Regions from separate parts of the Homo sapiens genome. Here regions 2 and 3 are each linked to region 1. Evidence: read pairs that join two places in POLR2A ChIA-PET (ENCODE). Cell type or tissue: GM12878. All regions are shown on one strand.

Region 1 (5,000 bases):
ATAAAAAAATTAGTTGGGAGTGGTGGCGGGCACCTATAATCCCAGCTACTTGGGAGGCTGAGGCAGGAGAATCGCTTGAACCCAGGAGGCGGAGGTTGCAGTGAGCCGAGATCATGCCATTGCACTCCAGCCTGGGCGACAGAGTGAGACTCCATCTCGAAAACAAAACAAAATAAATCAAACAAACAAAAATAACTCAGAACATGACATTTTGGACTTGATAAAGAAAAAAAGAACTCAGAACATCAAAATATCTATGGGAATATCATCTATAGCTGCTGAATTTCTAATTTGTGTTGAATTACAGAGTTTTAACATTTCCATATATTTTTAACAATGTGACTCATGTTGACAAAGATTCTTTGCTTGGCCAAACTTTACTCAGGCTTATGAACTCTCTTCTAGGCTCATCTGTGTACTTCCTTGTAAAATCCAGTTTTAGCCAAAGAACCTTGCTAAGTCAGTTTAGCCAGAACCCCCTCAACCTCGACATCTGATCATCCTTGATGTATGATCAGGTTCCTCATTATCTACCATCCCTCAGGTGATGTCTGAACACCCTGGCCTGACTCCACCAAGAATCCTGTTAGGTCGATTTAGCCAGAATCCCCCTTACCCCTGATGTTTCCTCTTAGTAATTTTCCAACCACTTACCCTCACACTGATCCTTGGCTATAGATTCCCAATTGCCCATGCTGTATTCAGAGTGAGCCCAGTCTCTCTCTACCCTCGCCCCGCAATCCCCACACCCCACTGCAGTGGTTTCTATACCTATCTCAATGGTCCTGAATAAATCTTCCTTACCATGCTTTAACAAGTGTCATTGAATAATTTTTTCCTTACCAACATCCCATTTGCACAAACTTATTCAACTCAGTAAGATTTCAATTTACACATAACTCTATTGAGAAATTAATCTGGACAGAGAGTGCCTGACCTGTACTGCTTTTTTAATGCCACATTTCCCCCGACATACAAGGGCAGAATCACCACAGGCTCCTTGGGAGCAGCAACAATTAAAACTGGAGAAAAACAAATGATCATCACTGAAGTATACAAACACTACCTTTCTTATGGAAATAACTTAATTACTCTCCGGATCCACTTATAGTAATGCATGTACAGAACTGTCACACTCCCTGTCACACTCCCTAACTCACTGCCTTCTTAACCAACTGCCGGCGAGCTTCCACATTCATCACTCTACTGAACAGCCAGCCCTCAAGCCATTGATGAGACAGACCCCTACCTGACAAGTCCAAGGACTACTTTCAACTCTTATAATGTAGCATTTGAGGGCTATTCACAACTCTCTTCTCAAAAACTCTCCCCTGCTTTGTACTTCACAAATCTAATCTCTCCTCATCCTCCTACTTCTCTGGATGGTCTTTTAAGTCTGCCTTCTTTTTTCCCTGCCAGCTGTTCAAATGCTGGTCATCCCCAGGGTTCTTCCCCAGCCTCTACTTTTCTAGCGATATACAAACTTCCCTGGGAGTGTATTTCCTGTAACCTTCACTACATGGGCTGATAACTCCCAAGTCTATCTCCCTCTATCCAGATGATTTGGCTACACACCAAGAATTTACCTCTAACTGTCCTCTTTACTGAATCACTCTACAAGTCCCCTTGCCTCTAGGCACAAAGCCAATGTCTTCCACATTATCACCATGACTGCTATTCTAAAAACAAAGATTTAAGCATGTGATTCTATTACTTAAAATCTTATCAAACTCCTCACCACCTGTTCCTAAAGGAAAAAGCAGCATTACACTAAAGTCCTTCAAGACTTGGTCCAAATCTACCTTTTCCACCTCATCTCCTGTCCTCTCTCCTATATGATTCACAAAAATCACTCAGTTTCTATAAACCACCACTGCTTTTACTCCTTCATGCTATCACTCATGATATATATTAGTGCTGCCTAGAATGTACTTCCCCTCATTTGCATGACAAAGTCTTGCTCTTCTTTCAAGACTTGTTTCAGCTGTCACCTGTGGAGAAACCATTCTAACCACTCTTTCTTCACCATCTTATCATTGGTCATTCCTTCCTAAACACTTCAACTGCGGATCATTTGACTAGTACCTCTCTTGGCAATTATTTCCTAGTATTGGTATTATCCAGAGACATGTCCACTTATGTAGAATCCCTAAAAGCAAGGATCATATCTTTCACTCCTATATCCCAGTCAGCTGGCAAATATGCCACATAGGAGATGCTCAATAAAGAGATGCCTAGCCGGGCATGGTGGCTCACGCCTGTAATCTCAGCACTTTTGGGAGGCTGAGGTGGGCAGATCACTTGAGGTCAGGAGTTCAAGACCAGCCTGGCCAACATGGTGAAACCCCGTCTCTACTAAAAATACAAAAATTAGCTGGGTATCGTGGCGCATGCCTGTAATCCCAGCTCTCAGGAGGTTCAGGCAGGAGAATCACTTGAACCCGAGAGGCAGAGGTTGCAGTGAGCGGAGATTGCGCCACTGCATTCCAGCCTGGGCGACAGAGTGAGACTCTGTCTCAAAAAAGAAAGAGATGCCCAATAAGCAAATGCTACATAATTCATGTCATTTCCTATTTTAAATATGCTAATGTTTGACCCCATGAACTAATCTACCCCAGATTTTAGCTTGAAAATATGATTGTATAGATTCAGTCCATGACAAAGCAATCGATTAATGGGTAACATAAAGTAGATTGAAGAGATGTGAAAAGAAAAAAAACTTATTATTGAACCTCATAACTCGATGTCAGAGTTATTCAAAAAAGATACCAAGTAGTGTGTCAATGATATAGTCCTCCATCTCCCATAAAAAGAACATTACTTCAAATTATAATTTCTTTACAGCTTCTCTCATCTTCAAGGGAGACACAAGCAATTTAACTTATAGATATTAGAATGCTCATAAGGGACTGGAAAACAGCTTTATTTCTGCTATAATGCATTTTTACTTGATGGCTCCCAAAACTACATAATTTTCGGCAGGGTGCGGTGGCTCACGCCTGTAATCCCAACACTTTGGGAGGCCGAGGCGGGCGGATCACAAGGTCAGGCGATCGAGATCATCCTGGCTAACATGGTGAAACCCCATCTCTACTTAAAAAAATACAAAAAATTAGCCAGGCGTGATGGCAGGCGCCTGTAGTCCCAGCTACTCGGGAGGCTGAGGCAGGAGAATGGCGTGAACCTGGGAGGCGGAGCTTGCAGTGAGCCGAGATCACACCACTGCACTCCAGCCTGGGCGACAGAGCGAGACTCCAACTCAAAAAAAAAAAAAAAAAAAATACAAAGACTAGCTGGGAAAGGTGGTGGGCACCTGTAATACCAGCTACTCAGGAGACTGAGGCAGAAGAATCGTTTGAACCTGGGAGGCGGAGGTTGTAGTGAACCAAGATCGTGCCACTGCACTCCAGCCTGGATAACAGAGTGAGACTCTGTCTTTAAAAAAAAAAAAAAAAAAAAAGCTATATAATTTTCACTTGGGAAGTTGGGAACGAAGCTGAGTGTAGTAGAATGTATTACTGTACTCAATTATTCTACTGCTTCTCCTATATGAGTATTAATTATACTTCCCTAACCAATTGCATTATGCATGGCCACGTGACTTGCTTTGGCCAATAAAGTGTGTGTTGAATAACATGTTCCCCTTTTTTAACTATAATTCCATGGTTCTGTTCTGGATAGCTCTTTTCCTTCAACCACCAGAACATACATGTCCCAGATAGGAGCTGCTCCTTCAGCCTGAACCCCTGAAAGGAGAACAACTATGGACAGAGCTGCCATCTACCTAAACATGTAACATGAGCAAGAAATAAATCTTTGCTGCTATAAGGCACTGTGGTTTTGGAGTTATTACCACAGTATTATCAAACTGATATGCTGAATTGGATGATCCTCCTTTATAATATCATTTAACACCAGGTATACACTGCTACTAAAATATTATACTAAACAGTTTTTTATTGTCTTATTCAAATAGACTTTAGGTTTCAAAAATTCAGACACCTGTTTTTTCATCTCTGTCACCTAGAAAAGTAGTAGTAGAAGGGGTTCTTTTACTTAGTAGTAGAAGACTGATAAATGTTTGCTGAAATAACTATAAAGGTACTTATATTTTCCAATAAATGTAGCTACATAGTTAACGTGAAAATGTTATACAAAAATAACATATGGTAAAGAACAGGTGAAGAGATTTCATGGCCATTTGTGACCTGGTCTTTATATAAAATCTCTTAACATTTTTCTAAAAGGTTTCAGGAATATATTTACCAAAGACCTCAATAATACCACTTTAGGTGGTATTCACTTGTTAACCAAGAAGGAAAAAAGAGAAGTGTGGTAGTAGAAGCAGATGGGCAAGTTCACATAATGTAAAATTCACATGCTTCCTCACAGATCTGTATTTACATGTATGTTGCTATTTAGTTTCTATAGGAATAGCTGACACAGAAAATAAAACCCAGAAGAATCAAAACATTACAAAATTCATATATCAGGGAACTTTAAATCATGATAATTTAGTCATTTAGCCCCGGGGCACAAACTTTATAACCTCTAATCCCCTTAAATGCATAATTATATTAGTAAATGCAACTAGGTCACTAAGACCTAAGAGAAGGTTATGCCCTTTGTTCTATTTAAGATGACAGGAAATGTTTAACTTTCTGTCCAAAACTGATTTGGGCATAAAAGGTATAAATTTTCAACTGCTCAGAAAATCCTATTTGTTAAAATGGCTCATTCTCTCAGGGTGTAAGGCAACTATGGCATCATTATGACTGGTGTAATCCCTAACCTATTACAACATATTTGAGTTTTAAATTTTATGTAGATTAAGAAATGTACCTCAAATTCTCTAAAACCAAGTAAACGTTTATGTTTGCTAAATCTTGCAAACATTTTATTCTATAGCTGAAATACTTGTTTGTTTTGTATTGCTATAAACAGATTACCTTAGACTGAATACTTTATAACTATATATATATATAAAATCTATCTATCTC
Region 2 (5,000 bases), 53 kb before region 1:
GTGATACTAATATTTAACCATATAAGAAAAGACAAACAATGAGAAGAAAATGGGCAAAGATGAAAAGAATTAGAGAAACACAAAGGATAGAGACACAATACATTCCAACTGACTTTGAAAAAATTTACAAGTTCTACTAGATGGAACCTGAGAACACAGATGATTCCTTACGTAACTGTTCAAAGTTTTCAAACTGCATGAAAGAAAAATCTCATTATCAAATACAAACATCAAGGTCTTTAAGAAGCAATATATCATTAGTTGATTAATAGTTACTCATTTCTAAAACCTTAATTCTTAACTCTTAAAAGCTAAGTTATATTAAACTTCCTAAAGTTTATTTTAATTTTAATAATTAAGCTGTAATCGCAAATAGAAAACACATTAATGTTTTAAATTTACGATATTACTTCATATGCCAAGGACAAAAAAAAAGGAAAAAAAGAATTAAAATGTTTTAAAACCTATGCTATTTTGCTTCAGATATCTTGAAAAGTAAACAAACAAGGAAAAGTATGTGGCTTCTAACAAGCATAAAATAAATGATTCTACTGAAAGCACGGACAGTAATGGGAGGGCCTCGCTCTGCTTAATCTTTCCTTCTCACTTTCCTATTCAATGCTCTACTTTTCCTTCAATTTATTGCTTCTCTTAACCTCCTACCCTCAGGTCACTGTCTCTGTTTTTGAAAGACAGGAAAATATTATGTTGGGTATAAAAACAAGCTTCTAGCATATTCAAGGCTTTTCCCACAAATAAAAAATGTTAAGTTTAAAGATTGCTCAACTCCCTTCAACACTTCATAATAATAATCTCTGAAAACCCCAAGATCAAAATGTACTTACATATGCTTTTAAAAATCTAGATTTTATGGGTAATTTTCCCTTTCAAATGTCGGCCTCTAAATGACCTTTACACTCCTTCATACAAAAAGTAAATAGGACATTGGAAAAATCTTCAAAAACCTCCCACCAAAATAAGCTAACAACTATATTGGTATCCTCAAGGTCTTATAAGATTGTGACACTGGCATTAATACCAGAAGTGATCACAGTTTAAGAAGTCCTATATTAAATGAAAATAAAAAGGAATGAAGCTATCACTTACCAGTAACTTATATACTTGAAACATTGTGAAAAACAACTAATTATCCATCAAAATATAAATTAAATTTGGAAACAAAATAATCTTTGCCTTTGATACATTATTATTTACTAGAATTGTAACTAAAGCAAAGAAGCAATTTAAACTGAAGTGTATTATATTCCAAAAAGTACTAATCAATTTTCTAATATTATTTAAATAGTCCTGAAGCAGGTATTAGCAGTACACCATCACCTAGAATATTATTACTAAATTCTTTACAGTACTAAACTTCACAAAAACTTCACAGTACTAAATTATACTCACTCTGAGCGGAGCCGGGCTTCCATACCATCTGGTAGAAAAAGTTTTATTGTGGAAACAATACACCCATGGGTAACTGGTTGAAACAAACAAATAATATGGATGAAATAATTGTTTAAAAATATAAAACTTCACACCTCTCATATGTAAACATAGTTTATTCTTAAAAGTAACAATTTCTCAGAAAGAAAATAAAGCTAGTGGTTTAATGACATTATTACCCTGGAGAAACTCATCTTGTCCATAACGAATCACAATTTCAAGGTAGAAATAAGGATAGAATCATTTTGAAAAGTGTCTTAATCTCCAATTCTGTAATAATAGTCAATAAAAAGTCAGTTGAATATATGGAAATAAAATTGTGAGGGGGAAATACACTTTTCCCCATCTGCCAGTATCAAACATAAGGTCTGACTATTCCCAAATTTAAAATATAGTTCTTATTCCAAATCTTCCCTTCCCCAACCTATTACACACCTAACCACACCTCACAAAACTCTAAAGTTCTGCATAATACAGTTGAGAAATGCCACTCAATCCCCCATTTTATGGGTGAGAAAACCAAGACCTCAGACAAGTGAAACTGCTTCCACAATTCTCTGCTATTAAGTATCAGAATTGTTTGCTAGTGTCTCATGTTTCCATTTCAATATTTAAAATTTTGTTTTGTTTTCTTGATAGTTGTTTCTTCCTCCACCCCCAAAATGACATCAGTACAGTCCCTTTGTAGACAGCTTCTCACTGTTGCATCTTACTTCCTCCTTTTCCTATTGAAGATTTTAAGAGACAAAACTCCTGAAAGTAGCACTTGTACAGAGTTTCTCTATATGTGGGTTTAATTTTAAAAAATTGTTTTCTGGCTTGAAGGTTGACGGTTTTTTATTTCTCTTTATTCTTCAAATACTGTATTACATTTTCCAGAGTTCAAAGAATTATTTATTTCACTAAGCTCTGATTAAAAACTAATGCAGGCTGATGAGAATACACTACATCATGATTAGGGGAGTGGTGGTTATGAGACCATATATATTTGTCAAAACTCACTGAATTGTACATGTAAAATTGTGTTATACGTAAATTATATCTCAACAAAACTGAATTTTAAGAATAGAGCTAATGTTGGCCGGGCATGGTGGCTCACGCCTGTAATCCCGGTACTTTGGGAGGCCAAAGTGGATGGATCACCTGAGGTCAGGAGTTTGAGACCAGCCTGGCCAACATGGTGAAACCTCTCTACTAAAAACACAAAAATTAGGCCGGGCTCAGTGGCTCACGCCTGTAATCCCAGTACTTTGGGAGGCCGAGGCAGGTGGATCACCTGAGGTCAGGAGTTTGAGACCAGACTGGCCAACATGGCAAAACCCCTCTACTAAAAATATAAAACTTAGGCTGGGCACAGTGGCTTACGCCTGTAATCCCAGCATTCTGGTAGGCTGAGGTGGGCAGATCACCTGAGGTCAGGAGTTCGAGACCAGCCTGGCCAACATGGCAAAACCCCTCTACTAAAAATACAAAAATTAGGCCAGGCATGGTGGCTTATGCCTGTAATCCTAGCACCTTGGGAGGCCGAGGCAGATCACCTGAGGTCAGGAGTTCAAGACCAGCCTGCTCAACATGATGGTGGGTGCCTGTAATCCCAGCTACTCAGGAGGCTGAGGTGGGAGAATCGCTTGAGCCTGGGAGGCAGAGGTTGCAGTGAGCCAAGATCACGCCACTGCACTCCAGCCTGGGCGACAGAGTGAGACTCCATCCCAGAAAAAAACAAAAATAGCCGGTATGGTGGCAGGTGCCTGCAATCCCAGCTACTCGGGAGGCTGAGGCCAGCAGAACTGCTTGAACCTGGGAGGCGAAAGTTGCAGTGAGCCGAGACCATGCCACTGCACTCCAGCCTGGGTGACAGAGCGAGACTCCATCTCAAAAAAAAAAAAAAAAAAAAAAAATAGAGCTAATGCATTTGGGGATATTAAATGATCAGGCCGACGAATCATCAAGATGATATTATAAACATGAAGTAATATGACTGTCATCTGGAAATGCACATTAAAATTAAGGAATTTAACACCATGTATTCAATATTGATTTTCATTACTAATTGATTATATAAAAAGTGCTAACACAGATCAAGAACCATCTATTGGCAGGGCACAGTGGCTCACACCCCTAATCCCAGTGCTGTGGGAGGCTGAGGTGGGGGGATCACTTGAGTTCAGCTTGGGCAACATAGTGAGACCCACTCTCTACAAAAAATTTTAAAATTAGCAGGGTGGGGGTGGTGCACACCTGTACCCAGCTACTCAGGAGGCTAAGGCTGGGGGATCGCTTGAGCCTGGGAGTTCGAGGCTACAGTGACCCATGATCACACCACTGCACTCCAGCTGGGCAAGACCCTGTCTCAAAAACACAAACAAACAAACAACAATAAAAAACAGAACCATCTATTGGCAGTCTTCTAAACTCTGCCCAGCACAATAACCATGGCCATGAACCACTGGGCTCCTTCATTCCTGTCTGACCTCATCCTCTATCCTGCTACGAAGGATATCCTATACAAAGCCAAGCTACCTGCGATCTCCAAGCACTTTACCTTTCACAGCCCCATGCCTTTTACACAGGCTGTCCCTTCTGTAAGCAATGTTTTTATCCTCTCGCCTGCATGACCATGTGCTACTTAGTCTCCAGGCTCAGATTTTCTAATTCCTTCACCAAAGCTCAGTATCTGGGTAAGATGTCCCCAGAGCCTCCTATATCTATTTCTTAAAACATTAAGCACATTGCATTGTGAATATTTACGATTTACAGAAACTGTTGTCTCACCAATTAGATTCAACTCTTTGAGGGCATCAAGGATTATCTGCTTCTCAGTTTAAAAACCTGTGTACTTAGCAGAGTCATCTGGTACAGAAAGCATTTTACTGAAGATGTTGAGGAACATGCCTGCTTAGTATTTTATAGCTCCCATTACTCCTGTGCAAAGATGTTTCTTACTTTTAAGACATTAGGGTTCATCTCTATTTGTAGGAACCACCTAGCTTTCTCCTTTCCCAGGCAAAAGACAGAAGAGATGGATTTCTCTCTCTTATGATAAATGAGTTTCTAGAGGATGGCTCCTCAAGACATTCACTATAAATAGCCTATAATAAATACAGGAGCATAATACAACATGAAGATCCAGCAATACCTACACTTTAATTTGGTAGAAAGTTGTTTTTTTAAAAAAGAAAAATAGGTAGAACAAGTTATAGAATAAAACTAGTTCCAGAGGTGACAACCTGTGATATACAACATCAGTAATTCTGTTGTTCAGACACATTACCCTGAAAGTTCAGCAAATGAGCTGATGCGCAAATCTATGAGATGAACCAAGGGCTAATATTGACTGGGCAGTACAGAGTTGCTGCACAGTTGAAGGCAATTTAAAAAACAAAAACAAAAATAACCCACGTCTGACTAAGCTCACAATTTAGTCCAGTCAACGATGCCTTTAATGTGATTCTCATGACAACCAGATACACACATGCATAGACATGTTATCCTTTTGATTTGCAACAGGCAAGTAATTAAAGCAACCTGATGAAAATATTTTGTTCTAATAC
Region 3 (5,000 bases), 460 kb after region 1:
GGACTTGCTTTATGAATCTGGGTGCTCCTGTATTGGGTGCATATATATTTAGGATAGTTAGCTCTTCTTGTTGAATTGATCCCTTTACCATTATGTAATAGCCTTCTTTGTCTCTTTTGATCTTTGTTGGTTTAAAGTCTGTTTTATCAGAGACCAGGATTGGAACCCCTGCCTTTTTTTGTTTTCCATTTGCTTGGCAGATCTTCCTCCATCCTTTTATTTTGAGCCTATGTGTGTCTCTGCACATGAGATGGGTTTCCTGAATACAACACACTGATGGGTCTTGACTCTTTATCCAATTTGCCAGTCTGTGTCTTTTAATTGGAGCATTTAGTCCATTTACATTTAAAGTTAATATTGTTATGTGTGAATATGAACCTGTCATTATGATGTTAGCTGGTTATTTTGCTCATTACTTGATGCAGTTTCTTCCTAGTCTCCATGGTCTTTACATTTTGGCATGATTTTGCAGCGGCTGGTACTGGTTGTTCCTTTCCATGTTTAGTGCTTCCTTCAGGAGCTCTTTTAGGGCAGGCCTGGTGGTGACAAAATTGCTCAGCATTTGTTTGTCTGTAAAGTGTTTTATTTCTCCTTCACTTCTGAAGCTTAGTTTGGCTGGATATGAAATTCTGGGTTGAAAATTCTTTTCTTTAAGAATGTTGAATATTGGCCCCCACTCTCTTCTGGCTTGTAGAGTTTCTGCCGAGAGCTCAGCTGTTAGTCTGATGGGCTTCCCTTTGTGGGTAACCCGACCTTTCTCTCTGGCTGCCCTTAACATTTTTTCCTTCATTTCAACTTTGGTGAATCTGACAATTATGTGTCTTGGAGTTGCTCTTCTCGAGGAGTATCTTTGTGGCATTCTCTGTATTTCCTGAATCTGAATGTTGGCCTGCCTTGCTAGATTGGGGAAGTTCTCCTGGATAATATCCTGCAGAGTGTTTTCCAACTTGGTTCCATTCTCCCCGTCACTTTCAAGTACACCAATCAGACGTAGATTTGGTCTTTTCCCATAGTCCCATATTTCTTGGAGGCTTTGTTCGTTTCTTTTTATTCTTTTTTCTCTAAACTTCCCTTCTCGCTTCATTTCATCTTCCATCACTGATACCCTTTCTTCCAGCTGATCGCATCGGCTCCTGAGGCTTCTGCATTCTACACATAGTTCTCGTGCCTTGGCTTTCAGCTCCATCAGCTCCTTTAAGCACTTCTCTGTATTGGTTGTTCTAATTATACATTTGTCTAAATTTTTTTCAAAGTTTTTAACTTCTTTGCCTTTGGTTTGAATTTCCTCCTGTAGCTCGTAGTTTGATTGTCTGAAGCCTTCTTCTCTCAACTCGTCAAAGTCACTCTCCGTCCAGCTTTGTTCCATTGCTGGTGAGGAACTGTGATCCTTTGGAGGAGGAGAGGTGCTCTGCTTTTTAGAGTTTCCAGTTTTTCTGCTCTGTTTTTTCCCCATCTTTGTGGTTGTATCTACTTTTGGTCTTTGATGATGGTGATGTACAGATGGGTTTTTGGTGTGGATGTCCTTTCTGTTTTAGTTTTCCTTCTGACAGACAGGACCCTCAGCTGCAGGTCTGTTGGAGTTTGCTAGAGGTCCACTCCAGACCCTGTTTGCCTGGGTATCAGCAGAGGTGTTTGCAGAACAGTGGTTTTTCGTGAACCACGAATGCTGCTATCTGATCGTTCCTCTGCAAGTTTTGTCTCAGAGGAGTACCCAGCCGTGTGAGGTGTCAGTTTGCCCCTACTTGGGGGTGCCTCCCAGTTAGGCTGCTCAGGGGTCAGAGGTCAGGGACCCACTTGAGGAGGCAGTCTGCCCGTTCTCAGATCTCCAGCTGCGTGCTGGGGGAACCACTGCTCTCTTCAAAGCTGTCAGACAGGGACATTTAAGTCTGCAGAGGTTACTGCTGTCTTTTTGTTTGTCTGTGCCCTGCCCCCAGAGGTGGAGCCTACAGAGGCAGGCAGGCCTCCTTGAGCTGTGGTGGGTTCCACCCAGTTGGAGCTTTCCAGCTGCTTTGTTTACCTAAGCAAGCCTGGGCAATGGCGGGCGCCCCTTCCCCAGCCTCGCTGCCGCCTTGCAGTTTGATCTCAGACTGCTGTGCTAGCAATCAGCGAGACTTCATGGGCGTAGGACCCTCTGAGCCATGTGGGGGATATAATCTCCTGGTGTGCCGTTTTTTAAGCCCATCGGAAAAGCGCAGTATTGGGTGGGAGTGACCCAATTTTCCAGGTGTCATCCGTCACCCCTTTCTTTGACTAGGAAAGGGAACTCCCTGACCCCTTGCGCTTCCCGAGTGAGGCAATGCCTCGCCCTGCTTCGGCTTGTGCATGGTGCGCTGCACCCACTGACCTGCGCCCACTGTCTGGCACTCCCTAGTGAGATGAACCAAGTACCTCAGATGGAAATGCAGAAATCACCCCTCTTCTGCGTGGCTCACGCTGGGAGCTGTAGACCGGAGCTGTTCCTATTCGGCCATCTTGGCTCCTCCCCCCAGGCTTTTTTCTTTCTTAAGGCTTTCAACTGATTGTATGAGGCCCACCACATTGTGGAGGGCAATCTGCCTTACTCCATATCTACTAATTTAAATATTAATCTCATCCAAAAATACCTTCACAGCAACATGTGTAGACTGCTATTTGACCAAATATCAAGATATCATGGCCTCCCAGGCCATCTTTGGCTGATTTATATAACAATTCAATAGGTTAAAAATGGTATCTAAGTATAGTTATAATTTGTATTTTTCTTATTATGAGTATTAGCGTATAAATGAAGCTGCTGTAACAAAGGGACCTAAAGTACAGTGGCTTAAATCAAATAGAAGTTAATTTCTCTCTCTCCTAACAGCTCAGAGGCAAATGATGAAGGGCTGACAGGGAAGCTCTTGCTCCTGAGATCACCCAGAAACTCAGGTTCTTTCATGCTTACAGTGTGGTCCTCATCAGCAAAATGGAAGCTGGCTTGTGAACGCTATGTTGAAAAGAGAAGAAATTGTTGAAGGCAAATAGCTTCCTTAAAATATTATCTGGAAGATCCATAAGTAATTTCTACTTGTATCTCTCTGGCCAAAACTTAGTCACATGGCCACATTACCTGCAAGAAATGCCAGGAAAACTTGGGGTTCTAATACCAAACAGAGACAAATAAGTGGGACAATATGCAATCTCTGCTATAATGAGTGACATTGAGCATCCCTCATATGTTTAGGATCAATTTGTACTTGATTTTCTCTAAGCAGTTTGTCTCCTTTGCCCATTTATCTTTTGGATAGTCTTCTCCTATAAATGTATATAGTTTTTATTTTTTAGAGAAATTAGTGCTTTGTCTATGATGCTATATGCTTTTTTTGACCATTAGGCTCAAATTGTATTCTTTGTTGTTTTTCAATAATATTCATATCCATTATGTGAAATAAAAGTTGCTCTAAAGATCATATCTTTTCTCTTCAACAGATAACCCCAGCTATAACAAACTATGTAACTGACAAACTAGGGAAAAAGTTTGTAGAGCCTCCACCATTTGATTTGACAAAGAGTTACTTGGATTCAAATTGCACCATTCCCTTAATTTTTGTTCTATCTCCAGGAGCAGATCCTATGGCCAGTAAGTGCATATACTGTAAACTTTTAAGAAATCATAAATAAAACATCTTGCTCAATACTGATTCCTTATATGATTATAAATCAGTTAGTAAATCTGATATTTACAGAGAAACGTAACTAGAATTTTTCATGATAAAACACCTATACATAAGGCACTTTTTTATAATTTTAGAGTAAGTAGTGTGACCATTTTTTTGTGCCTCTTATAGGCCTGCTGAAATTTGCAAATGATAAATCTATGTCTGGAAATAAGTTTCAAGCTATTTCACTGGGACAGGGACAAGGACCGATTGCAGCAAAAATGATTAAAGCAGCAATTGAAGAAGGAACTTGGGTGTGCCTACAGAATTGCCATCTTGCAGTGTCCTGGATGCCCATGTTGGAAAAAATATGTGAAGATTTTACCTCTGAAACCTGTAACTCATCCTTTAGGCTTTGGCTGACAAGCTATCCATCTTCAAAAGTATGTTTATTTCCTTATAGAGTTAAGTACATTTACTTAGCTATCTGTATATCTTATTTGTTTTGTTTGTTTGTTTTGAGACGGAGTCTTACTCTGTCTCCCAGGCTGGAGTGCAGTGGCGCAATTTCGGCTCACCGCAAACTTCGCCTCCCGGGTTCAAGCGATTCTCCTGCCTCAGCCTCCCCAGTAGCTGGGATTACAGGCGCATACCACCATGCTCGGCTAATTTTTGTATTTTTAGTAGAAATGGGGTTTCACCATGTCAGCCAGCCTGGTCTCGAACTCCTGACCTCAGGTGATCCACCCGCCTCAGCCTCCCAAAGTGCTGGGATTTCAGGCATGCACCACCACGCCTGGCCAGCTGTCTGCATATCTTAATCAAGCCTCAGATGCTTAACCTTAAGAGGTTTTTTGAATATTTCTGGAGTTCTCCATTATGCCTGTTTTTTAATCCACGTGTATATGCACTTTTAGAGCCTCCACTTGCTATCTTGTATAATGCTCTCCATTTATTTTGTCTTAGTTCCCAGTAACAATTCTACAGAATGGAGTAAAAATGACTAATGAACCTCCCACGGGTCTTCGGCTGAATCTCCTTCAATCATATCTCACTGATCCAGTTTCTGATCCTGAGTTTTTCAAGGGATGCCGTGGAAAGGAACTGGTAATATTCATCTTTTGGAACTTTTAAAATGTGTTTTATAGTGATCAAATATGGAAGTGTAAAATTTTGTTTAATAATGCTTTTGTAACATTTTTATTTAATGTTTTTAAAACTTTACGCATTTCCTAACAAGACAAAAATTGTACTTATCTTGTTCACCATTTTATTCAATATAGTTTGTGTTCCACTTCCCACACAGTAGACATCGAAATAAATATTTGTTGAATGAATGAATCTTAGTTTGTAAGCCAAAGCCCAGTAATGTTTTTGATTAGG

What was found. ChIA-PET counts read pairs that join two places held together with the same protein. Peaks named below come from ENCODE experiments on the same cell type or tissue, not always from the same donor. Only the 100,000 strongest peaks of a DNase experiment are listed, where the experiment ranks them.
Region 2: POLR2A ChIA-PET joins it to region 1 with 6 read pairs; 6 of 35 experiments call an interaction of 5 or more read pairs at or near these places.
Region 3: POLR2A ChIA-PET joins it to region 1 with 5 read pairs; 2 of 35 experiments call an interaction of 5 or more read pairs at or near these places.

What each region holds. Positions count from the first base shown.
Region 1 is chr3:57,785,013-57,790,012 of GRCh38, reverse strand. All of the region lies in intron 2 of SLMAP (sarcolemma associated protein), which reads right to left. Among named protein-coding and RNA genes, the nearest start is that of SLMAP, 31 kb to the right of the region's middle. In GM12878, no CTCF peak of the experiment used is centred here; a DNase peak (open chromatin) is centred at 2,002; H3K4me3 peaks cover 623 bases; H3K27ac peaks cover 1,279 bases.
Region 2 is chr3:57,837,782-57,842,781 of GRCh38, reverse strand. SLMAP (sarcolemma associated protein) reads right to left here. Exons shown (of 25, transcript NM_001377540.1): 4 at 1,411-1,483. Among named protein-coding and RNA genes, the nearest start is that of SLMAP, 84 kb to the right of the region's middle. RefSeq lists an enhancer at 2,209-2,258. In GM12878, no CTCF peak of the experiment used is centred here; a DNase peak (open chromatin) is centred at 2,126; H3K27ac peaks cover 223 bases.
Region 3 is chr3:57,322,067-57,327,066 of GRCh38, reverse strand. It overlaps DNAH12 (dynein axonemal heavy chain 12), which reads left to right. Exons shown (of 74, transcript NM_001366028.2): 63 at 3,448-3,598; 64 at 3,807-4,060; 65 at 4,584-4,724. Among named protein-coding and RNA genes, the nearest start is that of ASB14, 32 kb to the right of the region's middle. RefSeq lists an enhancer at 2,093-2,616. In GM12878, no CTCF peak of the experiment used is centred here; no DNase peak of the experiment used is centred here.